2 separate regions of the Homo sapiens genome follow, and region 1 is linked to region 2. The links are chromatin loops, found by intact Hi-C in ENCODE. Cell type or tissue: PC-3. All regions are shown on one strand. Each heading gives the region's core, and the rest is flanking DNA. Links, peaks and the distances in the headings are about the cores only.

The links. A loop is a pair of places that touch in the nucleus more often than their neighbours do. Peaks named below come from ENCODE experiments on the same cell type or tissue, not always from the same donor. Only the 100,000 strongest peaks of a DNase experiment are listed, where the experiment ranks them.
Region 1: a loop joins it to region 2, with 3 times the contacts of the local background. A loop is called at or near these places in 4 of 110 quality-filtered maps.

What each region holds. Positions count from the first base shown.
Region 1 is chr20:7,843,526-7,858,958 of GRCh38, forward strand. No RefSeq gene overlaps it. Among named protein-coding and RNA genes, the nearest start is that of HAO1, 89 kb to the right of the region's middle. RefSeq lists enhancers at 7,446-7,947, 7,948-8,448, 12,878-14,077 and a silencer at 13,304-13,504. In PC-3, for the core only: no CTCF peak of the experiment used is centred there; DNase peaks (open chromatin) are centred at 6,336, 7,726 and 10,166; H3K27ac peaks cover 6,071 bases.
Region 2 is chr20:7,707,051-7,722,483 of GRCh38, forward strand. All of the region lies in intron 2 of LOC105372518 (a long non-coding RNA gene), which reads left to right. Among named protein-coding and RNA genes, the nearest start is that of HAO1, 230 kb to the right of the region's middle. In PC-3, for the core only: a CTCF peak has its summit at 7,795 (motif pointing left); a DNase peak (open chromatin) is centred at 5,801; H3K27ac peaks cover 2,751 bases.

The DNA of each region.
Region 1 (15,433 bases), core at 3,571-11,570, 140 kb after region 2:
TCTGAACACCTGGATGGAGAGAATCTGCCAAAAGAGCTAAGGGGTGTTGAAAAGTCATGGCAGAATGTTGGCAGCAATCCTTACCTCCTTCATAGTTTTTCCTTCCACCAACCTGATTACTTAAGTTTAGGACTGAGACTTGGCAGGATTTTTGCATGCAGACCCCAATAGAAAAAGTCTGTCTCACCCAAGACAATTCCAGCACTCTGTATGCTCCTTTCCCAACTCCTTCTGACTCCCTTGCAACATCCCACCATCATGTGCCTTCCCCTGGCCCTGATCCCAGCCTACTCAGACCTCACTTCTGACATGGGGCAAGACTTCAAGCCCAGGGCCTCTGGCCTTTTTTCTACCTGATGATTCTCTGCTTCTTCCTGTCTGCACCATTGCCTGATACCTTCTGATTGCTCAGACCAGAGCTCTACTGTCAATCAAGTGCTTGACCCCCAGAAGGCAGTCTTTGGCTTTCCAATTTAGGGAAAGTAAAAACAAAACAGAACAAAAAATATCCCTAAAATATTTGAAACAGGTTATGTTTGGAAAGTTAAAGCTGGTGAATGCTGAATGTGTAAAATAACGTCTCCCACTATTCTAGAGAGAACTTTGCAAAGCAGCTATAGTTCCTATATTAGAAATATATGCAGTTTTGTTATGAATTGAGCTCTTTCTTTTTACAGACACTGGCTCTTTGTTTATTTCAGATGTGAGCAGCTACACAGCTGCTCCCCCGTTCAATATTTGCAGCATATTAGTTATGAGAGATAACACTGAATTATTAATACAAATAATGTGTTAATACTGACCCACCTGTATGTGGAAAGGGCCTTGGAAAATAGTTTCTACGCTTATTTTAAAATGATATTCAAACGAAATTTTCATAGGGGAGAAGAGGACACACATTCATAAGCACCAGGCTCAAGAAAGTCCATCTCTTTTTTTCAAATTTGTTTAGATGAGATGTGCTCTTCACTCTTTCCCCACAAGTCCATTCTGAACATTTGAATGCCAATCTCCTTGAAGATAGATTGATCTTAGAGGAATTCAAACAAACTAAGATTTTGTGGCTTGGTGTTTGGGCATTGCAGACCTTATCTGACAGTCTGGGTTTAGAAATATAAGGAACAGAAGCAATCAATCAGAAAGCAAGAAACTTAATAACAAACTGGTAGGAAACAGAAGTGACTGCAGGAAAACTTCATTCATTCAAAGAGTTGAAGAAAGACTAAAATGATGAAATGTGACTTACAGAAGAAAGAGTTAGGTGAGAATCTAAATCTAAATTCTTAAAATAATTCTGTCTCTAATGAGATATGTCACCTGAAGCAGAACTAAATGTTTTCTAAAGTCTCATAATATGATATAATATCCCATGGATGATGTACTATTCTATGTTCCTTTCTGATTTCAGCCTCAGAGAGGTGATGCAGTCAAAGGGACATCGTTTATACAAAAATAAGACTCCTCAAAATAAATTCTTTATTTGCATTTTTTGAAATTCTTGAAGAGAACAGACAATCTCCAATAATACTTTAAAATTCCTCTTTACTTTTATCCACAGAAGACATAGAAGAGTTTTCCAAGATACTTTCTTCAAAATAGCAAAAGAATATTTCCCTCTAACCCTCCTACCTTCCAGAAATTGACTCCTACTTACTTCTGGCCCTTCACTGCTTCACCACTTTATTATGACAATTGGTTGGCTGCTTTTTTTGCTAATCCTTTCCCCTCTCCTCTCACATCTCAGATCCCATCCTTCTATGGTCATGCTCTGGTTCTCCATCACAACTGCCAGAAGGACTGGACTGACCCTCCTCAGATGACAGAACTGAAGGGAGCCAAAGTCCTATTTGTCCTACAGTGGATGTGAGAGACTGAACATGCATAGAGGAATGCTTTCCATTGTCATACCAGATCTCTATCGATTCCAATAGGGATGGCACCATGTACGAGAGGCTGAAGAAAAGACCAGGTCAGAAAATGAGACATAGAGTTTATTAAGGGGACTTACATACGGAGACAGTCCAGTGGCAGAGGATGGACAAGAGAACTGCAACCATTTGTAAAAAGCATGCAGGTCGTATAGCATTTTCACTTAGCAAATTCCACCTGGCAACCTCCATTTAAGCCAAACAAAGGCCCTCTATCCCCTGTATGGCCTGCATTCCAAGGATGGATTGGGGATTCAGATGTCCTTCATAGATAAGGAGTGGATCTCCAGGTTGGCCATTGCTGGATTCATTAGTCCAGGACTCTGAACACACTTTCTTCTTAGATCATAGGGTCCTTCTCCTAAGAAGGACTCCTAAGAATATGCTTAAGTTATTGCTCTCAGGTGCATCTGTCATTCACATGTCCATTTTGATAATGACTCATGCATGATCTTAAATAGAAATGATATTTTAAAATATATAGTGTATTCCAAAGGATTTTCCAAATAGAAGCCCTAAACTTTGATGAGTTATTGTGAAGTATTCTATCTTGAAGTAGGCCATATGGCATTCAATGAAAATTAATGCATTAGAGCAACATGCATTTGTGTGGATGATTCTCATGCATATCTTCCTCTCCTCCAATACTCTGTTGTTTGAATACCTAGGTCTCCCCAGACTTTCAGCTATCTCTCCTCTACCCAGGTTGCCCACCAAGCCCTGCCTTGGTTCTCTCCTCATGAGTCTGGAAAGTTTCTCAAGGCAGTAAGCTGTGGCAATTATAGGACTTACCACATTTATTTGCTATCGCTCAAGAATCATTGTTCTGTGGCACTTGGTGACCAACGTCTTAAAAACTTTTTTACCCATGTATTTTGTCTGATTGTTTGTTTGTTTGTTTGTTTTTGAGATGGAGTCTCACTCTGTTTCCCAGGCTGGAGTGCAGTGGCGTGATCTCAGCTCACTGCAACCTCCACCTCTCAGGTTCAAGCGATTCTTCTGCCTCAGCCTCCCGAATAGCTGGGATTACAAGAGTGCACCACCACGCCCGGAAAATTTTTTGTGTTTTTAGTAGAGATGGTGGGGCAAGGGTCTCACCAGATTGGCCAGCCTGGTCTCCAACTCCTGACTTCAGGTGATCAGCCTGCCTCAGACTCCCAAAGTGCTGGGATTATAGGTGTGAGCCACCGCAACTGGCAGTCTGATTGTTTTGATTATTTCAGTTAAACAGGTAAATAAAGTTCTTAATCCATCTTGACCAGAAGGAAAATTCCCACCAGCTGTGGATTTAACAGAAACTCAGGCTATATTTGAACTAAATTGCTAAAGATCCACAGCTTCAGATACATAACAGCCCTTCTTCCACCAACCCTTCTTCCACCAAAACCAGATCTCAAAGAAAATCCCATAACCTTCACTATGTTTTGTGCTTTCATCACAGTGTACAGCCTCGCTCAGGGAGAGCGACCTCTTCTTGGGTGTGTTAGTTTCTGAGGGCTGCTGTCACAAATTTCCAGAAACAACAAAATTTCATTCTTTCACAGTTCTGAAGGCTAGAAGTCCAAAAGCATGGTGTCAATTTATAATTATCTGGAGGCAATTCCAATGTCTTCATTTTATTCTAACACACAGCACCCAGCATTGTACTTTGCTCCTCAAATAAGCTCTATAGTGTTTATATAATGTTTAATTTAATTGTAACAGCTAAAAGGCTTTTCTATGAAGGTGATTTCAGCCTCCAGTTTTCAATTTAGGAATTCCTAAAAAATAGCACCAGGTGTACAATTCTAACATGTCTGTAAGGAACACCTGACTAGGGAACAAACTATTTTTCCCACCTGTGTGGAAGTTACTGGAATGCTAAGCTGGAGAAATTTCACTACCTTGTAAGCCACAGAGAAAGAAAAAGTGGTCTGTAGAAACTATTAGTTAAAGCTAAGACAGAGTCAATCATAAAATGCATTCCTGACTTCAGAGATAATTGAAAAGTGAAAGATAGCAGATTCAGATTCAAACACATACAGTGTAGATACGTGCTTTGTTTCTGAGCAAATGGAGATGGCTATCTTGCAAGTGCCCTTTCACCCTGTCCAGAAAGTTTCCCCAACTTTCTACACTATGAGATTTGACCATCTTCTAACCTCCTCACCCCCAGACATCCAGCTATACTACATCTCACAGGTCCAACCTAGCTTGGCCAGTCTTATTTAAAATTTAAAACAGAAATACCGAGGCTGGGATTCTTTGTAGCGAAGTCACATTAATGGCAATTGTCTGACACATGGTGCTGGGGTGTCTCATAACTTTCCTTTAGACTACTCTTTCCAAAGGCTAAGGGGTTTAATCCTCCCTTGATTCCGCAAAATACCCCGACATCATTCCAGTAAATTCTTTTTTGTGGCTTAAGTCAGCCAGAGTTTATTTTTTGTGGCCTGAAACCCAGAGAACCTTAACTAACACAATGCCCTAAGAACATTTTCGGAAAGATATGCAAGAAATTAATCTTAATTATCTTTGAGAAATGAACTAGGTGTCCTAATGGTGTAGAAGGCAACTTCTGCTGTTACTTCATAACAACGTGTATGATTGGATGTTGTGTTGTTATGGTCTGGAGCAAAGGGTTGTCGTTGGAGCAAAGGGTTTCCAGTTTGGAGTTTAGTCTGATTTGGGGTGTTCATTTTTACACCGTGAGCATGTATTACTTGCATACATTTTTCAGCTAGGTTTAGTGTGTGTGTGTGTGTGTGTGTGTGTGTGTGTGTGTGTGTGCTTACTGTCATATTTGAAAAGGAATAACACGATGATAGCTTTCTGATTTTTCACAGCTCATGTTTGTCCCTATCCTGGTCCAGCCCCCTTATTTCACAGACACACAAACTGACCCTAGAGTAGATAGGACACAGCCAACTATTTTACAGCTACCGTGAGATCATTGCTTTAGACCAGCCTAGAATTGATCTTGTTGATAATGTTCTTGTCTTAAAAAATAATGATCTTATTTTTAAATGCAGTAGATACTAAATGATCAAACATCTTCCTGTGAAGTTGCCTTATGTGTTCTCCTTCTACATCATACTCCAAATTTACTCAGCTTGAAACTTTTGCTGGTTAATAATCTCCTACTTTGAAAAGAAGGTCAAGCTTAGATGGATTTGTTATTGATCACACTTGAATGTGAATTGTCTTAACTGGGTTAAATGTAGGCAGACACTTGGATAAAATCCCTCTCAGTGAATGAGTTGGGTGTTCTGATGGAACTGTGATAAATTTAGGCTATTGGACGTCACTTAGGAATACCGTTGTAGTTCTCTCCTTCATCTTTCCCCGCCACTACCACCTAAAAAGAAAAAAATTAATATGGTCAGAAAAATTATATCCCCTGGAAGGAAATTAGCACAAGTCAAGACAAATAGACTAAATTAGCCATTTGTGGAAATAGTCCATTCTGGGAGTTGACCTGCAAATGCCTTGTCGTTAGAGCAAAGGGTTTCCAGTTCAAAGAGGGCTCAGGAAAATTGGATGGCATGTTATAATTATAAAGCAGTAAACTCTGCAGTTGTATTTTACCTTGCTTAGGATGATGTCATGGTGCTTTAGCAACTGACTTTAAAATAAGAGAGTGTAAGAATGTATTATTGTTCATCCAGGACTGTCTTGAGAATCAGAGAACCACCCAGGATCACTCTGATTCTACATGAGGGATCTCAGTAATTTAAACAGGCAACAGGTGCTTCCTAGGCCACTAAACTTAGTGGAAATGGGGTCACAAAGAGAGAGAAAGGAGGGAGGGAGAAATGAGTGAAAGGATGGAAAAAGGAAGTGACAAATGAAAGGAGGGCAGAGCGGGGAAGAGTAACGGCAAAGAAATGAGGCAAAAAGGAAGGAAAAGCCCCTTCTCCAGAAACAAACGTAATTCTGCCCCTCAAAGTGTTAGACTGTTGGGGCAGAGTAATGATCCTCTCTTCTGGTATATTGTAATAATGTTTTTAACCAGTTTTCCTGATACAAATTTACATTATTTTGTAGTGTGAATCTAAATATGGAAGTTGTCAGCTCACTCCTGCTTAAAATTCACTAGTCCTCCACCTCCTTTAGGGCAATGTGGTTTTTCGGTTAAGTTTGCCTTTCCTATCTCAGAACTTCACCTCTCAGCCATGACCCTTCATAGTGCCCTGGAGTTTTGTTGATCTGTGCAGAATGCCTTGCTTTTTTATACCCTTGAGGCTTTTGGTATTCTATTCTCTCTAGGTAGAATGAAAAGTCTGCCTTTCAACCCCCTAACCATCACCCCTTTTGCCTTGCTGTCTCAACCAGTGAGACGCTCTTCAAACAATATTTCTTCTGTAGAGCCACGCATGCCTCTTCATAAGAGAATGATTCATTAAGATTCTATTGGCATATATCAAATAAACTGTGGTTGTCTCAGTGAATCCCTCTCTCTTTGTAAATATTGAGCTCCTAAGGAACAAGCACCTTCTCATGTTTACCAGCATGTATATATACCAGTCTCCCATGTATACTCATAAGTTTATCCTCAAAAGTACTTGAATTAATGAAGAAGGCAATAGAAACTATTTTCTAGAAAATGCACTCAAGTCTTGAAAGTGACATAAAAATTTCTTGGCGATTTTTAAATTATTTAGGGGTGACTGTTAAGTTGTAGAAAATGAATAGCAATGTGAATGATTCCTGCCCATAGCAATGCAAATGAATTACACAAATCCCTGCAAGTCAGATTTTCATTTGAACCAGTCAAGATCTTACTGGTCCCCATGGCCGGGCACGGTGGCTTAAGCCTATAATCCCAGCACCCTGGGAGGCTGAGGCGGGCAGATCACCTGAGGTCAGGAGTTCAAGACCAGCCTGGCCATAGTGAAACCCCCATCTCTACTAAAAATACAAAAAATTAGCCTGGCGTCGTGGTGCACCCCTGTAATCCCAGCTACTTGGGAGGATGAGGCAGGAGAATTCTTAACCTGGGAGGCAGAGGTTACAGTGAGCCAAGATCGTGCCATTGTACTCCAGCCTGGGCAACAAGAGCAAAACTCCTTCTCAAAAAAAAAAAAAAAAAAAAAAGATCTTACTGGTCCCCTCATTTATCTCATTTATTAATGAGTCAAATAAAATCTTTGACATGCATTCATTTCACATTTGGATGAGAGTCATGATTTTACTATTTTTGAAAATTATGCTTTAACACTGTAATAGAACATTTTTATTGAATATGTCTGTGCATAAACTACCAAATAGCATAGGTTGACTGTGTGTTAATAGAATATAGAGAATGTTTTCTATTAAACTTAACACAATAGCTGTAAGGCAATGTGGAAGTGAAATTAATGTATCTGTTAAAATCATAATACTAAATTAGAACACGAACAGAATAATGTAATAGGGCCCTTTAAAGCAAATGGTTGCCACGTTTACATACACACACTCACACATGCACACCCTACATATATATCTACAAATAAATATGTGCATATGTATATGTTAAAATGTAACTGATACATTGTAGTCAGTATGTTTTCCATAAAGTAATTATAAGTTTATAGGTTTCTCCATCACAAGTATGTATCACACTCTATTAAACATGTGGTCATGAGGGCACAGTGTTAACTCTATTGCTTAACTCTTTTAATCACTCTTACTCATCCTTGCCTGTTATTTGCTTTTCCATCATTTTCCTTAACTAAAGCCTATGTATCATCCCCCTGCCAGACATCCCCCTTCCACTTATTTGAGTGGAAATAGGAACTTTCCCAATGAAGGCAGCTGAACAGACGGCATTAAGCAAAAACGTTTCAAATCTAATGGCCCATTAGTCACACTCAACCGATGATCCATTGAAATGACTGACCAGGTAACTAGGTCAGCTAACTCAAGGGAAGCATTTACGATACAGCTCTCACTTTTCCAAACCCACGGACCACAGCTTCAGCCTCCATTCACAAAGACAGGATATGGACCCAGGAGCCATGTGGCTCATTACCTGTGTGGTGGGAGTTGCTCATAGACACAAGCATGCTTCAGAGGACTGGGAATACAACTTTCTCTAAGACTGAAGTTTAGATTATCTCTAACTCTAAGAGAAGGGCACTGCAAGGTCACCAGTCTAGCACTTTGGTGTTTTTTTTTTTAAAGCACTACATCATTTCTTAAGATACATATTACATATGATTAAAACTTTATCCTATTTTTCTCCCTCTCTTAGCTGGCATTCCTTGGGAGTGGAAAAAAAAATCAAAGGCATTCCCACACAAAGGTCCACATTGAAGTGTGTTTAAGTGTCTGATTAAAACTAACAAAAGACAGGAAATAGGGAGTTAGAATTTAACTCAGTCCTGAACTCACCCTCTTGTGCCTAGGTACCAAGGGGTCAGGAAAGAACCTCTAGGTTCAGAATTAGCTGCTTCTGTTTCCTTTCACTGCTGAGATATTATACTTCAAAAAAATATTAAATTGACAAGAAGCCCCCAAGTGCCTATAACCCCCACAGGGTGGTAATCTGTGCATATCTCTAGTTTTAAAAGGCATGATTCAACCTTACACCTCTTCAAAAGTACAAAAACATCTGTTACCTTTGGTAAATCCCCTTTCCTGTGTATCTGTTTTCTGGATGTACTGAGTTATTTCCCTTTCAAAAATATAAATGAATCAGAAAAAGAAAAGAGGCCAGAAGCAGGAAAAAAACAATGATTTCTTAGCAGATAGCAAGCAACAACTTATTTATTTCTGGTTTTCTCTGCTGAGGAAAGCACTAAATTCATATTCAAACTTAATTTTCTAATCTAGGATGACTTCCAGTACACCAGGTATGATTCTGACTCTTCCTGGTCATTTTTCAAATTCGTCCTATGGTAATAATTGCAACTGCCTCCAGCTTATTCGCAGGTGGAAAGTGCACCTCCTCTGCAAAGGTAGACTGCCTTTGGGACCTAGACCATCTTTGTCTAGAGTTCTCTCACAGCAGTGCTGGCATAGACACTACTCAGGTTTGCGTGTAAGTCTGCTGATTGGAACTGGGAATGCATTTGGTACTTTGCATGATGGTAAACCATAGTTAGCCTTCCGTGATCCACAGTATTGCTGAGGAAATTGGTGAGGGTTATTAAGACTCCAGGTACCACGAGTAGCAAAGGACATCCTTGGGGAGAAATACTCAGGGTTCTAACAACTCAGAGTCCGTGACACTCTTGTCCTTGGATGCCCTTCATCTCATGCCCCATGACTTGAGACAGATAGATGTTCTAGCAGATTCTCTCCAGATATGGAAAACTGCAGATGACTGGAAGTTCCTGCAAGTAAAAATCTCCCAGATGAATTTGCAGAGCAAGCCCGCACCTCCCACACAAAAGGACAAGAGAACTGATCCTCTTTTCTCATCACGTCTGTCAGTTTATATTCTTCAACCCCCACAAAGAAGTGAGCAAATCATCATTCTTCCTTTGACCAAGAAAAACAATGCCTTTCTTTACATCTACTAGTAGAAGCAACATTATGAAATAAAAATGAAAAACATCCAAGCAGTCACAATGTTTAAATAAGAATTGTTGGTGCACTGTCTCCATCAGTTGAGTAAAAGTTTAAAATTGTTTCCTGCTTGCCGGTTCACACCTCTCACCCTCTTCTTTCCACATGCAAACACGCATTTTTCATTTTCACTTAAATCTTATAAGAGGGAAACTCAGGCATTGAGAAGACTGTTCGGTGTAAGTGCCTCGAATAAATAACTCAGTACTTTCAGAGAATAATAAAGCCTATAAAAAAAGAAATAGTTAAAAGTGTCATGTAATTTTGCATCCCAGCTGGTTAAGTTTTGAGAGTGACAGGGGTGAGAACAAATGCTAAACCTGACTGGGCACCAGGACAAGAGCCTCCATCTGGGACTCTCCCAGACAAACCTGAAGTTGGGAGGTCTGTCTCCAGGTAAAGTGATAAAAATTTCTGGAGTGACTTTCAGAAATTTGTACTTAGAGAGGCAGTGGGAGACAGAGGATTGAACCCAATCATGCCTGGCTGAAGTGAGCTTTGGAAAGAGCCACACAAAATTCAAATGCAGGCTGGATTTGTGGGGCCAGAGGAAATAGGTAGATATTTAGTTTATTACACTAGATATTTGAGAGGTAATAGAGGTTTATACTGGCTGGTACCAATAGGATGAATGTGAGGGATTATTGATGTGAAATGAATAGATCTCAAAACCTCATGTCTATAAACAGGGTGAATCAGAGGTGATTTTTCTGAGTAACTGAGTGATGTCTTTAGCAGTACTTTGGGAAAAACTAAGGCCAAAAGGTTGAGTAATATACATGATTTTGCCAACTAATAATGTGACCTCTAGATCTACTTTTTAGTAAAAAGATGCCTCTATTTCAGTGTGATAAGGGCCATGAAGGGGACATGAACAAGAAACTCTGAGGTCCTAAGAACTGATTCTACTTTTGCCAGGTGTGGTAACACCCTGGACTACAATCTAAAGATGGACCCTGCTCGCTCAATCTCTAGTTTAATTACCTTTGGTGAGTAATTGCCCTTTTCTGAGCCTCAGTTATAGATTTGAAGCTCTCATATAGGTATGTTCCTTCATTGCTCTGTACTTTGGAATATGCAGCTCTCTCTAGCAGAATGCCCTTTTCCATCTTGTCTACCCGAGAAGCCCTTTGTCATACCGAAAGTTACCACCTCTGTGAGACTTTCTCTGAAAAATCATCCTCTGGAAACGTAGCCTACCAATCATCTGTCTGTTGATTTCTTGCGGCAGATACAACTTCCTCCTTCCCAGACACCTTCCAGGCATATAGCATGGCTTAGCCCAATGACACATAATCAGAAATCTTTTGAAATGGGGATTCAAGAAGACCTTTTACTTCTCTGGTTAAAAGGAACAGCCATCACATTCTTTTCCCATTTTTCCTTGTTTCTTCAAACCACCTTGAACACCATTATAATTTTGGAGATAAATCAGCCATCTGGCAACCATGTTGCTACCAATGACAGAATGAAATCCAGCAAACTAAGTTGTGGAAGATATGATCAGTAGACTCATTTATGTCATGTTGAAGCACTGAACCAGCCCTGTACCTAATTTTATTCTTCCTATTATAAAGACAAATAAGTCCCTGCTTTCCAACCCCTGTGAGCAAGTCTTTTCTTAAAACTAAAAGCATACATAATTGACACACTATCAGTTAGCTATTGCTGAGTAACAACCCCCAAATCTGCAGGTCACCTAGGTAGCCCTTCTGATCTGGTCCATGTTTCTGTTGAGCTGTCCAAACATCTGGAGGCCACATTGCCAGTCTGGCTAGACTAGGAAGGCTTCAACTGGGACAGCTGATCTCTACTCCATGTTCTCTGTCATCTCCCACCTGGCTAGCCCAGGCTTTCGCACATGGGAGCAGAAGAGTTTAAAGAGAATGTGGAGCATGCAAGCCTCCACCATCACATCTACCATGTTATTGGCCAAAACAAGTAACTAGGCCAGCCAGATGCAAGGGGAGCCATGGAGTATTGAAGGCATGACTGCTTGCACTCAATCTGTCAAACAATTGTAAAGTGTGAGAGTTTGAGAACAAGGATTGTGAGATATTTGTAACTCCTATATAGTAAGCCTTCCCTCACCTTATTTTTAGCCAAATGTTTGCTCTGCTTAATTTACAGGGCTATTGTTAGAACCCTTTATTTCTGAGTTCACAGTAGATCAAGTAGGAGGCCTTTAGAGATGCAAGGAATCAGATTACCACATACTCAATTACTGCTGGTATAATTAGATTTTTGAATGCATACTTGCAGAGCAAAGTTTTCATCCATCTCCAGGGACTTTGGAAGAAGACAAAAAGGAAACCAATACATAGAAGAGCTTTAGCTCCTGGCTGAATTTGAAAGTGGAGTTAACACAGAGTGATTCTTATCCTTGCCATCCAGTTATGATTACTTGTTACCAGTGGATAGCATGTTGTACTTCAATCACCTACTTGAGGTAATACTTATTTTTTTCCTGGGAGCAAACTCTCCCACCTGGTCTACATAGGATCTTTCACGACCACTTTCAGCAAACCATCCTCATTGTTCCCCAGAATAAAGGATAAAGAAGCTTAGAAAACTTGTGAGATCATGTCTTCTAAAGGAAAATTTTTGACCTTGAACAAGTTGGAAGTAGAGAACAGTGCGTCCACCAACTGGGAAATAATCAATGAACATCCTACCCCTAATATATGATGCATCAGAGACTGGCTAAATTCTCACCAGTTTCTTGGCACACAGCCAAAGTACATTCCCCTGACATTCTGCATCTGGGTGGGGACATATGACTGTTTTTTGCCAATGGAATGTGAATGGAAGACATACCTTTTGGTATAATGCAGGGGTCTGCAAACTATAGCCTACAGGGCAAATGTGGCCAATCACCTGTCTTTGTAAATAAAGTTTCATTGGAACATAGCCACCCTACTCATTTACATATTGTCTAAGGCTCCTTTCACACTATATCAGCAGAACTGTGTAGTTTTTAACAGAGATTGGGTGGCTCTCAGAGCCTGAGATATGTACTATTCTTTACGGAAAAAATTAGCTGACTCTTGGTTTAAGGCATGTTAAAGTGAGGTCCTGTTTCATTTGCTCCTCATCTGCTATCTGGAAGATGTCAGGCCAGTTTTTGAAGCACGACTGGATCTTGCAGAGCCCCATTATGAAAATAATTTTATCTCTGAATGGATGCACAAAGCAGAGGCTCCTGTCCAAACAACAGACCCATCCCCATTTTCTTGGAATTCACATTGGAACATGATACAAGCAAAAAAATAAAACTTTATTGTGTTGAGGTACTGAGACCTGGGGACTGTGTGTCATAGCAGCAAACACTACTTTCCTTGACTAATATAAATGAACAGAGTACAATGCTCTACACAAATATGATATTTAAAAATTGAGTAATTGCAGCACGGAAAAACAAAGGCATTGGTCTAAGACCTATAGCAAAGCTTGGAAGAGACAAGAGTGGTTATCATTTCCCCCAGCATTGTGATGAATTGGCAGAGAATTACTGCAGACCAATTCTAGCACCAACCTTAAGGTCCTTCCCATGTGATATGACTCAAGGAAAATTGAAGATTCCAGCCGAAAAGAATATCTGCTTGCTGGCTTGTCACTGATACCTGCCTAATTGTTTTTTATTATTAAAGGCTGCCTTGTTGTTGAAATGTGAACACCCCAGAAAATCATTAGCTACTCAGTATTAGAAAGGATCTCATTATACTCTTTTTAAAGGAGAACCAGATAAATAAGCCAGAAATGTATTTTTATTCTCTCAAGACAGTTAAAGTCCTAGACACCTGGAAGAGAGGGCTATAAAAAGAGATAGGAACTTCTTGCAAAAATAGATGGCTGTCTAACTTTGCCCCCTTCATTGGTATAAGGCATGACTCAGGAACCTGGCAATCGTCTTGAACTCAGAGGCCAAGATGTTTTCCTAACTACAGTGCCCTATATTCCTTACCTGCTTTGTCACTTCCTCTTCAACATGAGTCACTTCCTCTGAGAACTCTTCAGATCCATTTCAGATGATTTCTTCTTTCGTCTTTCACAACCCCTGCAATTAATAAATGCCTTAGGAAAGCACTTATTATACTACATGGCAAGTGTAATTTTACACATCTGTCTCTCCTACCAGACTTCAGTGCAGGGCCATTTCCTGGCATAATTTCTGGAATATAGAATATATCCAATAAATATTTGTTGAGTTAAAGGTAAACTGTTCTCTAGACAAACGGGCCCCCAGATCTGGTTAAGATTTAAAATTTCTTGAGGAATACATAAATATGGACTCCCAGACCTACTGAGTCAGAATCTATAATTTAGACCATGAAACTGTTACTTTTCACAAAGTGATGGTGGAGCATTGAGTTTTACTCTCCAAGAATCTAATCAAGCATTAGTCTTTTTCTTTGGTGGTTGGTACTTGCAAAGCCTCACACATACCATGAAAACAAGGTGGAGAATACATTCATTTATGTATTTAGTCATAGTTATTGAGTGTTCCTTTTGTGTCAAGCACTCCTCTGGGCTTTGGAAGTAGAGTAATGAATAAAATAGACAAGAATCCCTGCCCACATGAAATTTATATTCCAGAAAGTTAAGCAAGACAAATTAAGTGCAGATTATGTTTGTAATAAGTGCTGAAGAAAAAATTAAGCTAGGAAAGGATCAGAAAATGTGAGAGAGGGTCCAATTTTAAGTTAAGCAGCCAGGGAAGGCCACAGTAAGAAGGTGACATTGATTCAAGATCTGAAGGATATGAGAGTGAGAATCATATTTGGGGGAGGAGCATTCAAAGATAAAGAACAAGTAAATAGATCCTAAGAGAGGAGCACCCCTGGAACATCTGAGAAGGAGTCAGGAGAACAGGAGTGAGTAAGAGAGGGTCAGTGATAGGAAATAGGATCCCAAAGTATAGAAGAGGTCACATCACACAGGACTGCGTAGGCCACTGTAATGTCTTTGCACTTCCTCAATGTGAGACGAAAAGCCTTTAAAGGGTTCTGGGCCAAGACTTGACAAGGTCCAATTTACCTATTAACAGCATTTCTATTGCTGCTGTGCCTAAATTAAAGTGTGGACAGGGGCTGATGCAGGGGAATCTATTAGAAAACTTTTGTCCTAATTCATGTAAGTGATGATAGTGGATCAGACCAGGGTGTACCAATGGAGGTGGTGAGAAGTTTTCGGATTCTGAATACACTGTATTTTAAAGGTAATTCCAACAGGTTTTGCTTGTAGCTCAGGTGTAGAATAAGAAAGAGGAGAATCAAAGACAACTCCAAAGCTTGGGGGCTGAGCAAATAAAAGGATGGTATTTTCATGTATCCAGATGGAGGAGATAGGAAATTGAGTGGCTAGGGGATGGATGTAGAAGCTCAATTGTGTTAATTTGAAACACCCAATTGGAGACCTAAATGAGGATAGAAGTCATCAGTAACCTACGTGTTTCTTCCTCACTGATCTTCTCTGGCTTTGACCTCCAATGCCCTAATTCAAATATCTACTTTCTAAGCAAAGGCATAATTGCATATGTTGGTAAAATTACTTTTCGAAACCATAAAGCACTATCAAATGAACATTATTATTATTTATACATGGAAATACCAGGATGATGCCATAAACCCCAAGAAGTGCCTTTCATTTGGTATTTTAACAATCAGGCTCTAAGAAACTTGAGTCCACAGTACCTCAGGGTTTTGGGGCCAGAGGAATAAAGACTGGATTTTTGCAAGCAAATATAGTGCCCTTTATGGAAACCTTCACAGTTTGCTAAACTTTTGGAAAATGAAACACCCATCATTAAACTGTAACCTAAGGGGACATGAAGAAACAACTAACCATGCACACCCACCTCTTCTCTCCCGGGAAGTAAAAGCATTATGCGCAACTAAAGGAACTACAAGTTCAATTGAGAATATGTAAAAACCCATGGGTTTCCTTTTTAAAGAAACCAGAGTCCATACTTG
Region 2 (15,433 bases), core at 3,914-11,913:
TGAAAAATAAACTTTCGGACTGATATCAGAAAAAAATGAGTTGCCATTAACTGTTGTGAAAGTGATACAGGGTAGAACCCAAACCAGTGAGGGGAAACAGCGCGGGCAATGGCTCTGAGACAGGATCAAGCTGAATATCCTGTAGGAATTGAAAGAAATTTATGGGACTGAAAGGAATTCAGCAAAGGTGAAGAATGACCCTGGAGGGGTTTAAGCCTGAAGGGCTTTGAGGGACAGTAGAAGTCTCTTGTCTTTGTTTGGGTTCCTCAGAAGCAGACCATGAGACAAAGGTTCCAGTTGGAGGTGATCCCAGGAAACACCAGAGAGATGTGATAGAGAAGGGAAGATCAAGAATGGGTGACCAAGCAAGTCACCACTGCGGGCACCTGAGCTTCCTCCAGCTGCCAGGGAATGGGGATCCGGTATAGGACACGTACCTCGGAAGTATCTCACCCAAGAGGCAAAGCAGGCCGTGTCTTTACTCATTGTTTCTCAGTACTCTTGGATTGAAGGGTACTGTGTAGGGGAGGGTGAAACATTAATTTCCCAGCACCTCACAACAGCATGCCTATAGTTGAGCAGACTATGCTCAGAGCTCACCACAGAAAACCCTCAGGCCCTGAGAAGCTGGGCCATTGAGCATCACAGGGGTGAGACGGAAGGGACCTGAGCAGGTCGCTCATGTCATCAGCTGCATCACGCCAGGTCCACTCTTTTGTTCTCCTTCCTGCTTTCAGAGCAGCATGAGTAACATCAGAAAGCAGCAGAATTTATATCTCCATTTTTATTGTATTCTTCACACCCTTCTACATTTATATAACGGTACTGCACTTTACTTGTGTCAGTACTAAAGTCTCAACTACACCTGTCTGCAGTAGGTAGGGTTTATCACTCCCATTTTACACACTGGAAAACTGGAAATTACTGAGGCAGGACAAACTGCTCAAGGCCATATATCTAAAGGACAAGCACTATGATTCAAATTCAAGGCATTAGTTCCCACAGTCATTTTTATTCCCACCATAGCATGGTGACACTAGTGACATATGACAAGAGAGTCTACAAATTCGATTAAATCTTAACCATACAATTGACTTAAGGATCCCTAGGAAAAAAAGGGGACCCCATTACTTAGTATTCCTAATTCTAAAATGTATCAGAATACATTTTGAATGATAAAACATAACAATAGAATAAAAATAAAAGGTATACCTTTCCTCCCTATTACATCAATATTTAATAGATTTTAAGTGACGAGTAAGCATATTAATTATGGAAAACAATGGAAGATAAGGAGAGGGGTCTAATATGGTTGAATTTAACACCATCTGAAAGTGGAGGACAAGTACATAAACCAACTCTCTTAGCATGAAGATAAATGTCACCAGGCAGGTCTTATTATATTTCTATTAGACCTAAGCTTCTAGTTCTTCTGCTTTATAGGTGAGAGTAAATGAGACTGAACTGGGAGAGAAGCATGGCTTTCTGAAATTCTGTCTATATATGAAAGGTTCACCAATTATCTCCAGATCAATTTCTGAAGCACATGTTTGGGAGGCCGAAAATAATTTCTCATGTGCAAGTATTGCAGGTCAAATGTCAGCTTCGGGGACAGAGGTTGTGTTTTATAGACGCATACTTTAATGTGATTCTCATACTCTGGTTTATGATTTGCCTTTTCAAAGTGAATATTTCCACTCTGTTGGCCAGAGCGCTGGTCTTACTGTTGATTATGTGTCAAGACTTGAACATCATCCCACATTGTCTGAAAACTGAGCTCTTCCATGGCTTTGCACTGTGCAGTGTGATGAGAATGTAAAGAATAACCTGGTCTGAGAATGCCCAGTATTAAAAAAGGAAGAAGAGAAACCTGTAAGTAAGAAAGCAGATTTTTCTGAGTGCCCATTTTCTGAAGGAATTTCTGCTGACTTTGCAGCCCAGCGCCCTAGTTCCCAATACGCCTAACTCCATTTCCTGCAATGCACCTTTTCTAGATAATTGTTGTCTCAGAAGGGTGGGAATGTATTTATTTTTCTCAATATGACAATATATTTCTTTCAAAGGAGATATTGCAATAATAAGGATTATTGCAGTTTCTTACAAGAGAAATGTTTGATGTTGGGGTAACATTTTTTATCATGCTTTGTTTGCATATACTCTAAATTGTGTAGCACAATCTATTTTCAGTATTCTCTCCACCTGGCAGTTAAAACTAATGTCAATGTGGTGGGAGGAAACTTGTACTCCTGATAAATTTCAAAAGCCTGTCCCCCTTCCTCAGGAACAGCCTATACCCATGTTAGAAATTCTAATTCCTTTTTAAATAGTTTTACTTTAATTTAAAGAAAGCTCAGGCATAGAATAAAATGCCCACTAATTATGGAATCTAAATTTCTCTATCAAACTCACATTGAGAATGTAAAATTGTATATTGGACCTATGAGACACGCAGATAGACAATTCCAGTATGGAATTTGCAGGCTACTTAATTTGAATTTATCAACAGTTTATTTATTTATCTTGTTAAATATAAAATAATTCCTTCTAGTGGTTCCTTTTCCTACTGTGCCTTTGACATATTTGAGAATATTAAGTGAAATGATATTTATTTATTTAGTTAATGATCTATTTATTTTATTTTGAGATGGAGTCTCGCTCTGTCGCCCAGACTGGAGTGCAATGGCACAATCTCAGCTCACTGCAACCTCTGCCTCCTGGGTTCAAGCAATTCTCCTGCCTCAGCCTCCAAAGTAGCTAGGATTACAGGCGCCCGCCACAATGCCAGGCTAATTTTTTGTATTTTTAGTAGAGATGGGGTTTCGCTATGTTGGCCAGGCTGTTCTCAAACTCCTGACCTTTGGTGATCCACCCTCCTCGGCTTCCCAAAGTGCTGTGATTACAGGCATGAGCCACCGCTCCCGGCCAGGATATTTATTTTAACTTGTCCCAGATCAGCAATACATTCTGACTCCATATTTGTTTTCTTCAAAGTTTGTAGTAGATATAATGTTTGAGGGTAGTTTCATTTGATTCTAACTAAATACACATCAGTTCCATTTAGTTAAGTGAAATTAGAGAACTGGCACTGGGGATAATGCCAAAAAAGTATTTAACAAATTATCCCCAGAGATGTTACTTGATCTCAGGTTCTTGTCCTACAAAAGACTAAAATGTTTTGTAAAGATATTATGTCCTAAATCCTTGCTATCACCTGCAATAGAGGAACTCCTCAGTGGTCCTAGGTGGTCTACTTTTTCCTTTTTATACTCTTGTCCATGCCATGTGTCACGAATGTACATATTACAGATAGAAATTCATAATGCTAAGAAAACAAAGATGACAGATGCTCTCATTTTGAAAATAAATAATAGTGCCTGCCATTTTTCAAATGTACTTTTACCTGTTTTGTGGGCAGATTGTTTTACAAAAAAAAACAAAAAACAAAAAAAACAATTACAGTTCTAGACATCCGTAGATATTTTGTGGTTTTGCCACTGGCCACAAACCACATTTAAAGAAAATTCTTGCGACTTTTACTGTCACTGATTTGGCGAGACTTTCAGCAAACAAATTGTTTCAGGACATTGACGTCAGTAAAGTATGGTGCGCTGGATGATGCGATATTTCTCTTATAAAGAGTACTCAACACATTGCTCACTCTTCAGTCAGAGTTGGTAAACATTTGTACTGTTCTTAGAGACAAAAGGACATACGAGCAAACTTTTAAAAATCGGAATTTTCAATATGATTATGGGCACTAACATTTTTCATTCATTGAAGATTTTAAGAAGAGGATATAAATTATTTTTAAATTGAAAGATATAAAACTCAAGCCTGTCTAAATGACTTCAAATTATTTAAAGTATTCACTGAAAGAAAATTAAGTTTGTAGAATTAAACTATTTTTCATTGAGCCAACTGTTATGTGATACTTAGAAATTTGTTTTCACATCTCTCATTTAATCCTGAAGTCCACCCTTCTGTAGATGTTATTACTTCTATTTTACAAATAAGGAAACTAAATGCCAGATAAAGATATTATATGTTAGAATAGTGGGTTTCCACAGTTACTTGCATATTAGAATCACCTGGAGAGCTTCAAAAATATTGATGCCTCCATCCTAGCCCCACAAATTATGGTTTATTTGGTCTAGAGTGTAACCAGGGCTTTGGAATTTTGAAGAGATTCCTAGCTGGCTCCACTGTAAAGATAAATTCAGAAAACCCTTGGTCACAAGCGAGAATCACGTACTCTTTTATGTGGAAGTTCTTAGAAGTTATTCATGTTCTACATTTCATTAAATGTAATCTAGGGTATTTATCAGAACAGTCTAAAATTTGAGAATACAGGACTACTATTCTCAATATCACACTTTCACAAGAGAGATTCTTTTCCTTCTGGCTTAGTGATCACCTACATGCCTACTACATAGTTTTGTCATTATATATGGTCACAATAATGTCTAAATTTGATGAGTACTTCCTCTGTGCCAGACTTGACTTTACAAGTGACTCTTCAAGTGTCCATAATGCTGTAAGGCAGTCTATTTACTCCTCTTGGATGTGGGGAACCTGAGACACAGACTGGTGCTGTAGCTTGCTAAAGGCCCCAGGGCTAGCAGAGTGGCAAAGACAAGATTCAGATCTAATCTGCCAGAATGTCTTGCCCATATTCCTGATCACCACACCGCCTAATACGACTTCCATATCTGTGGATGATAATGATAAAATATTTTCAGGTAGGAGTGACCTGCACAGCTAATAGTCAAGTGTTCTTGTAAAATCAATCACTGAGGCTATTTTGACTTTAATTTCTTTTCTAAGGCTCTGGCTTTCCTTCATTCTAGCTCAGAAACCATAACTGGGTGCCTGATCTTGCTTCTTTCTCCCTTTCTCAAAATATATTACTGTGTTCCCACTGACTGTTCATTCATTTAACAATGAAAGAAAAAAATAGAATCCAATTCCTGGAAGCTACTGTTACTTGGGATTTCTGTCGCACACAGCCAAAGTCTTCTTAAAATTATTCACAGAAGATGGAATTAAATATAGACAAGGCTCAGTCAATAAAAGGCGCAAAAATTTCATGAAGAACTTTGAGAAAGACACCCACATGTCCATAAGCAGAGCAGCTGAGTAGAAAGCAATAGATCCCCTGTGAATTTCCCTACAGCACACTGAACTTCAAGAGCTTTTCCACTGTATTTCATGGCCTATTGATCCTAAAACAGTGTTTTAAGAAACTATATAGAAAATATAGACATATTTTCTTCTTAGGAATTATGTTTGTGCATGTGTTAATGACCCAAATAGTATCTAACAGAACGGACTTCAAATCACATGTTGTACTACTACACAATATACTCTATAATCCTGTGTGTGCAGAAAATTCAATGATTGTGAAAAAATACAGCAGTTTAATATAAAAGTTCAACATTTAGTTCAAGGACCTAAGAATGTCAGATAGTAATAAAAATCAACCTACAATTAGATGAATGATGATTTATTTTGTATTACTTTGAATACCAAGATAATATTCTATTAATAAAAGCTTCCATGCAGAATAAAGTGAGAGCTATTGAGATACCATCAGACTTTTCTTCCACAGCACTATATAAAATGGGGCATTGGAGAAGTATTTTTAGAGTTTCAGGAGAAAAGTTTGTGACCCAAGATTTCTAACCTCAGCCAAATCAACATTCATTAGTGAGAGCAGAACAACCTTCTCAGACACAAAATGACTCAGGAAGTATGCTACCCACTTATCTGTCTTGAAAAGATTACTCAAGGAAGTGCTTCATTCAACCAAGAAATGAATCAAAACCAATAAATTAACTCAATTTGAGGGTATGTGTGGTTCAAAGGAAAAGGCAGTGAGTAATGAACTTAACACAGAGTTGGTGTCTGAGTAATTGTTATAAACATAGTTATGAAACTTGACAAACGTCAAAAACTAACTCATGGATGGAAAAGAACATATTGTTAAAAACAAATTAACAGCAATATCCAGTTTTATTTCAATAAAATAAGAATAGTAACAGGACTGAGGAAGAAAGAAGAAATGCCAGTATTTTAAATTTCTTATTCTGATATAGTAGAAGAATCATGTTTTATCAATAACGTTTATTGATTTATTTACCCATTTAGCAAATAGTTGTTCAGCATTTTCCTGTGCAAAGATCTGGTTCAAAGTTGGTGTGGCAGAGATTAACAAGCAGGACTGGCTCTCTATTCATACTGCATACAATTTAATTTACAAATTAGTTTGTTTTTAATGTGAAAAAGAAGAGGGTAAAGATAGTGTATGTAACTTAAAATCACTATAGCAAGTAAAGCGTTAAGAAAGTTTAAGCGATATTTCAAAAAATAGAAACAAAGATCAGATGGGAAACAAGAAAGCAATAAATGCAAAAGTCATGAAATGAAGTTCATGAGAAATTTCAGTCAACTTGTATAGATTTAACATTTGTTAAAAGAAAGTGATTTTTAGATTACATTAAACTATTTTTAGATGTAAACAGGAGACACTAATAAAATGTGATGACAATATTTTCAGCAAAATAGATGAATGGGCAAACTATGACAGGAAAATGTAGACAAAAAACAAAGGCAGTGAATAAATACAAGAAAAAGTAGAATTCTAGGCAAAATTATTAAATTTAAAAAAGAGAAACATTTTATATTGATAAGGGTTTAGTTCACAGTGAAGCAGTAATAAACTGTTAGGCATCAGATAACATTCGAAATATATGTAAAACACAAATAATTACACTTAAGCAAATTAAAATTATACCTATATATAATTAAAATGATTTGACATTGCTATTTCTTCATCAATGCTAGATGTAACAGACAAAAATTATATTTAAAACATCATATAAATTTAATGATTTAAAAAATGAGCTGATTAAGCAGCTACATACACACGTGATACACATATTAATGGAACATATATAAAAACCAATTCTACTGTAGTTAAAAAAATTCTAATTATATTCTAAAGTGTAGAACTTAGCCACATACTTTGATCATACCGAAATAAAACTAGAACTTAAAAAGAGAAGAATGACAGTTAAGACTCAAACTACTTAGAATGTTAACAAATAAATCTCCTAAGTAAATATTTGGCCAAATAAAAAAATCAAAGCTAAAGATTTAGAGAATTTAGAAAATAACAATAATGATAATTGTTAAGGAATATATGTAAAAATTTATGAAAGGTTCTGTAAACCTATACTCAATGGAAAATAATATTTTAATAATAATATTAATATAAATAAGCATTTGAGTCAAAGAGCTAGAAAAATAAAAATTTGATATATTGAAATGTAGTACATTTATAATCTTTAAAAATAATTATATCTTTTTAAATATTATGACTTTATCATTTGTATATCATCAGCCAAAGAACTGCCCATTTCAATAGTGGCTTTTATAACATTAAAGACAAAAATACGTGGTTCTTAGGTCAGTTTCAGGGAAATAGTTTTTCTTTTCCTCAAATTTGTTGGTTTATGATTTTTAAACTAAATTTGTCTTTAAATTGTATGTGCAATTTACAGCTTACTTTAGTTTGCACCCCATTATCCTCAGGTTAATCATCTATTTTGCACTGTGTTTAATTTTTAAACCAATCCCAAATGGACTTAGTGGCATGACAGTGCTCTGCTAGTAAATGTTTAACAGCCAGGACACTGTGTGTTGGGGGTGAGGAGGTGTGTGTGGTGGCTCAGGGGCACTGCAGATTTAAAGCATTTGCTACTTTCTGTGATGTAGAGTCTCACCACGTCCAATTTCATGCTACCACCTTGAGGATACTGAATGTAAAACTGGGAAAAGATGCACAGAATTAGCTCTTGCTATCTAGTGCAAACACACCAATGCACATATACTGAATGTATGAGTACCTAATGATGGGTGGATGGATAGATGGGTGGAGGGAGGCAGGGAGGGAGGGAGGCAGGTAGGGATGGAAGTAGGGAGGAGATAAAATTATTCCTTGAAAAGGATACCAAATTAGCCAATATATTCTGTTGATTAGTTTTTTTTAAACAAAAAAAATTTAAGCTTGGTCTTTCAATGCCATTTCTGAGCTAATATATTTTGTTGAAAATCTTTAAACGACTATGAGGGACCATTAAAATATCAGTATCAGGAATAAACAGAATAGGAATTCTGTTATAATCAGATACAGCTTTGAAATAGATTTGAAAGTTTCTCTTAAAAGTACTGGTCAGTACTCTGCTCCTTGGTTCAGCAACCACAATTCACTGCACTCCAACAGTTCTTAACTAACACTTGTGTACTTGTGTAACCTTAACTACTAGATAGTTATCGTTGATAAACTGCCCAAAGTTCTAAAACATTAAGTTCTATAATTGAAGGAACACTACAACTTTCAGCAACTCCCTTAAGTTAGACAAGGAAAGTAGTGATTCTACTCTTGATACAATTTTTTTAAGGACTAGCCTATGACAGCCCATTTATGCCTAGTGTTCCATTATTGGAACGCTAAGCAGGTGGGAGTTATTTATATCCTACTGCGCAAGGTCATAGCCAAGGTCTGATTGTAAAAATTCAAAAACTTGAAACCTCAGACATACATGGGTTAAATTCTTAGTTAAGTGGTGCATAATTTACATTTTGTCCCCACTATATCGACTAGAAATCTGAAGGCCTGAGAGAGCTCTTACCTAGTGAATGGCTGGGTTCCTTGACTCAGATGTATGAGATACTAAGCCCAGCACACAAACTTTATAAATGTTTTTGAACTGATCTTTTTGCTAATTAGTCTAGGTTCTAGATTCATTAAATTGAGTTTGTATATATACACACATATATATAAAAAATATATATATAAATCTTACCACAACTCAACCATTACAGGCCTCACTATTTCATTTGTCAAGTCCTAGTCCCAGTTTGAAATTTTAAAACAGTAAAATATAATGAAATTCACATACAACTAAAATCTTTAAGTTCAACACAGTAACAAAAGTGTTCTTTGACTATAATATTATTCTTGGTGAGAAGTACAACTAATCATTTGGTATAATTCCTATTGCTTGTAATTGCTCCTCTTAGATTTTTTTTCCTCCAGATTTCATCTTACCCCCTCAAGATGCTACCATCAAATGTGAAAAGAAGACAATTTGTGATCCAAAAAGCAAACCCCCAAAGCAGTAACATTACATCTTAAATCTTTCCAATTACACCTCCAGCTACTAAGCGGTTAATATTTTGCCTTCTCTACAGACCACTGTCAAATCTTCATGCAGATGACTTGGAGCAGTTGTGCTGGATTTGCAAAGTATATTTGCAAAGACATGGAGGAGACGATAAAAACAGTTGCTTTGTTATGAAAATATACACATACATATAGTATGATGGGTGCTGCAATAGACGTGGGAGTACACGTACCTCTTCGAGAGCCTGATTTCATTTCCTTTGGCTGTATACCCAGAAGTGAGATTGCTGGGCCATACTGTAGTTCTATTTTTAACTTTCTGAGGCACTCTCCTACTGTTTTCCACAACTGCTCCATCTTTTTACATCCGTACCATATGTGACCATATGGATGAACCTGGAGGACATTATGCTAAGCGAAATAAGCCAGTCACAGAATAACAAATGCTGCATTATTCCACTTATAGGAGGTATCTAAAATAGTCAAACTCATAGAAACAGAAAGTGAAATGGTGGTTGCCTGGGGCTGGGGGAAGGGGAAATAGGAAGTTGCTGTTCAATGGATATATAGTTTCAGTCATGCAAGATGAATAGGTTCTAGAGATCTGCTGTACAGCATTGTGTCCATACTTAATACTGTATTGTGCACTTAGAGTTTGTCAAGAGGCTAGATCTCATGCTAAGTGTTTACCACAATAAAAAATGTTTAATTAGAAAATGCTAAATAAAATACTAGCAAATTTTAAAAATAAAGAACCAGGATATTGTCTATTTAAAGAGTTTCCAACATTATAGAGTAAATAGATGATTATTTTAGAATCACTTTATGCATGTTCCACTTAAACATGCCAAAGGAACTTTCTGCTAATGAACATGTTAATAACTGGAATATCATGTTCAAATCTGCAAAGGAGGGATGCAACACCTATTTAAAGGAAAATTCTTACATATTTCTATGTAGGCATTGAAAATTTCTAAAAGAGCAGCTCTCAGAAATCACAAAATTTATAAAAGAATAAAGGAATAATTCAGTGATTTATGGAAGCCATGCTGCAAATAATTAAAGACAAAACCTAGGCATTACCATTCAGGACATAGGCATGGGCAAGGACTACATGTCTAAAACACCAAAAGCAATGGCAACAAAAGCCAAAACTGACAAATGGGATCTAATTAAACTAAAGAGTTTCTGCACAGCAAAAGAAACTACCATCAGAGTGAACAGGCAACCTACAAAATGGGAGAAAATTTTCGCAACCTAATCATCTGACAAAGGGCTAATATCCAGAATCTACAATGAACTCAAACAAATTTACAAGAAAAAAACAAACAACCCCATCAAAAAGTGGGCAAAGGATATGAACAGACACTTCTCAAAAGAAGACTTTTATGCAGCCAAAAGACACATGAAAAAATGCTCATCATCACTGGCCATCAGAGAAATGCAAATCAAAACCACAATGAGATACCATCTCACACCAGTTAGAATGGCAATCATTAAAAAGTCAGGAAACAACAGGTGCTGGAGAGGATGTGGAGAAATAGGAACACTTTTACACTGTTGGTGGGACTGTAAACTACTTCAACCATTGTGGAAGTCAGTGTGGCGATTCCTCAGGGATCTAGAACTAGAAATAACATTTGACCCAGCCATCCCATTACTGGGTATATACCCAAAGGACTATAAATCATGCTGCTATAAAGACACATGCACACGTATGTTTATTGTGGCACTATTCACAATAGCAAAGACTTGGAACCAACCCAAATGTCCAACAATGACAGACTGGATTAAGAAAATGTGGCACATATACACCATGGAATACTATGCATAAAAAATGATGAGTTCACGTCCTTTGTAGGGACGTGGATGAAACTGGAAATCATCATTCTCAGTAAACTGTCACAAGGACAAAAAACCAAACACCGCATGTTTTCACTCATAGATGGGAATTGAACAATGAGAACACATGGACACAGGAAGGGGAACATCACACTCTGGGGACTGTTGTGGGGTGGGGGGAGGGGGGAGGGATAGCATTAGGAGATATACCTAATGCTAAATGACGAGTTAATGAGTGCAGCACACCAGCATGGCACATGTATACATATGTAACTAACCTGCACATTGTGCACATGTACCCTAAAACTTAAAGTATAATTATAATTAAAAAAAAGAAATGGCATCAACATGAAGCTGCCCATTCCACTGAAGTTCTGAAATCTTTCATCATGTAAATAATTTCCATATTTCTCTTTTATAATAAACTAATGATAACTAATGACAAAAAAGAAAGATTTAAGTTGAAAATAGAAAAAAGTAGGACGTGTCTAAATATCAGTACAAGAATTAATAAAAAGTGGAGTTTTCTTGTCTCTTCTATCAACTTAATATCCCAAGCATCAACGTAGATTGATGACTCTCTCTAACATTAAAAAAAGAGGAAATAATAACATAATTAAAAAGAAAAACAGAAAAAAATAGTGAAATGCAATCACTTCCACCACTGTGACTTTGGTCCCGGTCTTCCTCATTTCCAGTCTCGATTATAGCAATAGCATCTTAACTGGTTTCTCTGCTTCCAAGCTTATACATTACCTTCTGTTCTGCACGTGGTAGTTAGAATAATCCCTAGACAACCAAAATCAGATGAAGTTATTCCTGTGGTTGAAACATCACATTCTGGATTAAATGCTTTCTGTAGTCTAAAATGTCCTAGGCATATAGGACATTTTATCTTTTAGACTTCATCTCCAACGACTTTCTCTTTTTCTTTTCACTTGCTCCCTTCTTCCCAATAAGAATGTAAACTACGTGCTAGGTGGGACTTTATGGGTTTGGTTCACTCTGATGCCCCCAGAACCTAGTACCTTTACTAAAGTAGGTCTTCACACATTTGCTGAGTGAATGAAGTAATAAAACCAAGTGATATGTTCACGCAACGGAAAACTATACAGCAGTTCACATCAATAAACTAAATAAATATTATCAGCCTGGAAAATATGTCAAACCACAATGCTGAGAAAAGTTGAAGAATATTATGTTGAAATTGAAGACATTTAAATCAAAGTGGCCTAGTTTGGAGAATCTGTATTACTTCCTCCACCAAAACATTCAAAGTTTACACACACACACACACACACACACCAATTATTTATAATTTTAAGATGAGAAAGCTGAGTCCCAGGAAGTGTGATCACTTGCCTTAAGTCACAGAGCCATGCGTGAGTAATGACATGGGGCAAGGACTGAAAATGACCAGTTTACTTGCCTCCTTCATTCTTCCAATGACCTTAATAGTGCTAAGAATTTTATGCCAAATAGCACTCAGATATGAGCTTCCTGAGAGCTCCTCAGTGAAAGCAGGACCACCACTATTCTCTCTTTTCTTCTTTCTCACCATTACCATAGGTGAAGTAAGTGTGAATATTACTCCAAAAATGTGAATGCAAAAAGCAAATCATTTCTTTCTTTTTCTTGTCTCTTACAGTGTACACCATGCCGCCTACATGGCGCAAAATTTACTCAGGACTTATCAATGCCCACCCTCCCCTCACACCACTGATCTGTGAGGGCTCAGAGATTGTATATAAAGAAAAATATTCATGCAGGCCCTTCAGTCATCCTTGGGTCACCCTGATCATTATGGAATGGCTTAATGTCCAGGTTTGCATCTTTCTTGCAGCCCCTAATTAAGGACCATGCTTGAGCAACATGCAAGCTCTGTGCTCTGGGGAGCCTTGAAATGCTTTAAATCCACCACATGGACAGTGATTCTTCTACCACTTTCCATGGGTTCCCACCACTCATAACATCCCCCAAATTTTGTGGGAGTTGTCTTGGGAATACCTTCTTACCTCACCTGGTGGTCTCGCCTGCCACGTATATCATGTTGTCAGTTGTCTTGGGCTAATGGAAAAAGAAGGTGGGCAGGGATGGGGAGGATCAGTGGGAAGATGAGTGGAAGGCAGATCCCGAGTGCAGTGGTGTATGAAGCCTACCCATAAATAAAAGCCAAGCTACAATTGTGATGTAAGCAAGGAAGGAGCAGTTCATGATGCCGTGAGGGACTTTGCAAGAATTTCTTGAGAAATTCCCAGTCAGCAGAGGCCTAAGGTATAAGTAAGGGTTAAGAAAGGGCAGCAGGATGAAGAGCATCCTGGGGGAAAAAAAAGCTGCTGCAATGAAACAAAGTGGGAGGGAACATGGTGCACGTGCCACACAGTAAGTGCTCGGTAAATGCGCGTTACTGTAATAATAACTTATTATTATCACTATTTAGGGTATATATCCAAATAAGATATTTTTCTCTGTTCAGAACAGAGATGTTTGGAAAATTAAGCATAAATACAATTGAAAACGTGAGAAACATCCAATACAGGAAGTAAAAAGAGAGACAATCAAAGCCATGGATGTGAGCCTGACGGGTTTCACCCAGCCCTAACTAAGAGAGGCAAAGGACAGCACTCATGAACAGCCAGATCAGAGGGGGGAAAAAAGACTTTTCCTGGGAAGGCTGGGTTTGTAAAGGAACATTAGGGAAAGAGAGAGAACAACATGATAAGCTGCATTCTCACACATTTAAGATACAATTCCTTTCCCCACCCCAACTCTCCAGGTTTCCTGAATTAATTGGAAGGAAACTGTTATATTTCCTTAATTCCTGAAGTGGGAGTTAAATCTAAATCTAACAAATGACATTTTCTTTTTCTTTTCTTTTCTTTCTTTTTTTTTTTTTTTTTGGGATGGAGTTCCACTCTTGTTGCCCAGGCTGGACAGGCTGGAATACAATGGCGTGATCTTGGCTCTCTGCAACCTCCGACTCCCAGGTTCAAGTGATTCTCCTGCCTCAGCCTCCCAACTAGCTGGAATTACAGGCACATGCCACCACACCCAGCTAATTTCTTTTATTTTTAGTAGAGACAGGGTTTCACTATGTTGGCCAGGCTGGTCTCAAACTCCTGACCTCGTGATCTGCCCACCTCAGCCTCCCAAAGTGTTGGGATTACAGGTGTGAGCCACCGCACCCAGCCAATGTTTCCTTATTTCTATTTTTATACTAGTAGAAGTTTCAACTGACCAGTCTCCACTGAATGATACACTAAGCCAAGATATTTTAATTTTCTCTAATAAATGTTTTCACTTCTTTTCTTTTCTCTTTTCTCTTATCTCCCAAGCACAGCCATCCCACCATAGGAAAATAGAAAGAAAACTTAAAATTTACCAATGGATAGGGCATCAGTCCACTCAAACAGAAAACAGTAAGTGCTGCAATGTGTAGCAAGATCTGCTTATTATATCTTTAGTTTCCTTCAAGAAGACATATGGTTGAATTCGGGAACCCATTTCTTCTTCCCCCTGAAACTTACAAAAGAGTGGTACACAACTTCCTCTTTCCTTCTCTCTTCTCCCCCCATTCCCTATCCACACAAGCTCCTACCCATCCCCATAGCCTCAGGCTCCTGAAGTGATGAGATCACAGGCTTGGGCCACCATGCTGGCTGAAGATACTCTTTTAGGGGTAGATGGAGACCCTGTCACTGACGATTTGACTCCTGTTTTCTGGCCAGTTCTTCTGAAGCCTGTGCTTAATATAACCACAGAATGTACCTTTTGAAACTTCTCCAGCAACTGAAGTAGGTGACAATCTAAACATAAAAGTACTTAGAAATTCCAGTTATCATTTTGAAACAGTGTTCCTTTTGTTTCAAGATTCACATTGGATTAGATTAGTTTGGCCCTGAGAATACATATTGCTTGCCAGTGATCTCCAGACATCCTTAACACTGCCCCAAAATAAAACTAGACCCCCAGCCCCAGGAAAAGATCAACATTGATAAAGGACACAGCATGGTGTGTGTTTGCTCAGGATTTGTGTCTTCTTAATTAAATATTTTTCAGCCCCTGTCTCAGAAAATGGAAAGCACAATTGAAGTAACACAAGGCACATAGTGTTTTAAGATTGTCTATGAAATGGAAACTAAAGGCCACAATATTATACTGTAGCTATTACTAAGTAACTTTCAAGGCTATTCTTTGAGAACACAAACAATAGACCAAAAAGTCATAAAATGTGTTAATTTTATTAAACAAAAAATGATTGTGTAACATTTCCTAAAAGTGATATTATCATTATATAACCCTCACTGATAATAATAGATGGGTGGATCTTTTTTTTTTACTTATTTTATTTTATTATTATTATACTTTAAGTTTTAGGGTACATGTGCACAACGTGCAGGTTTG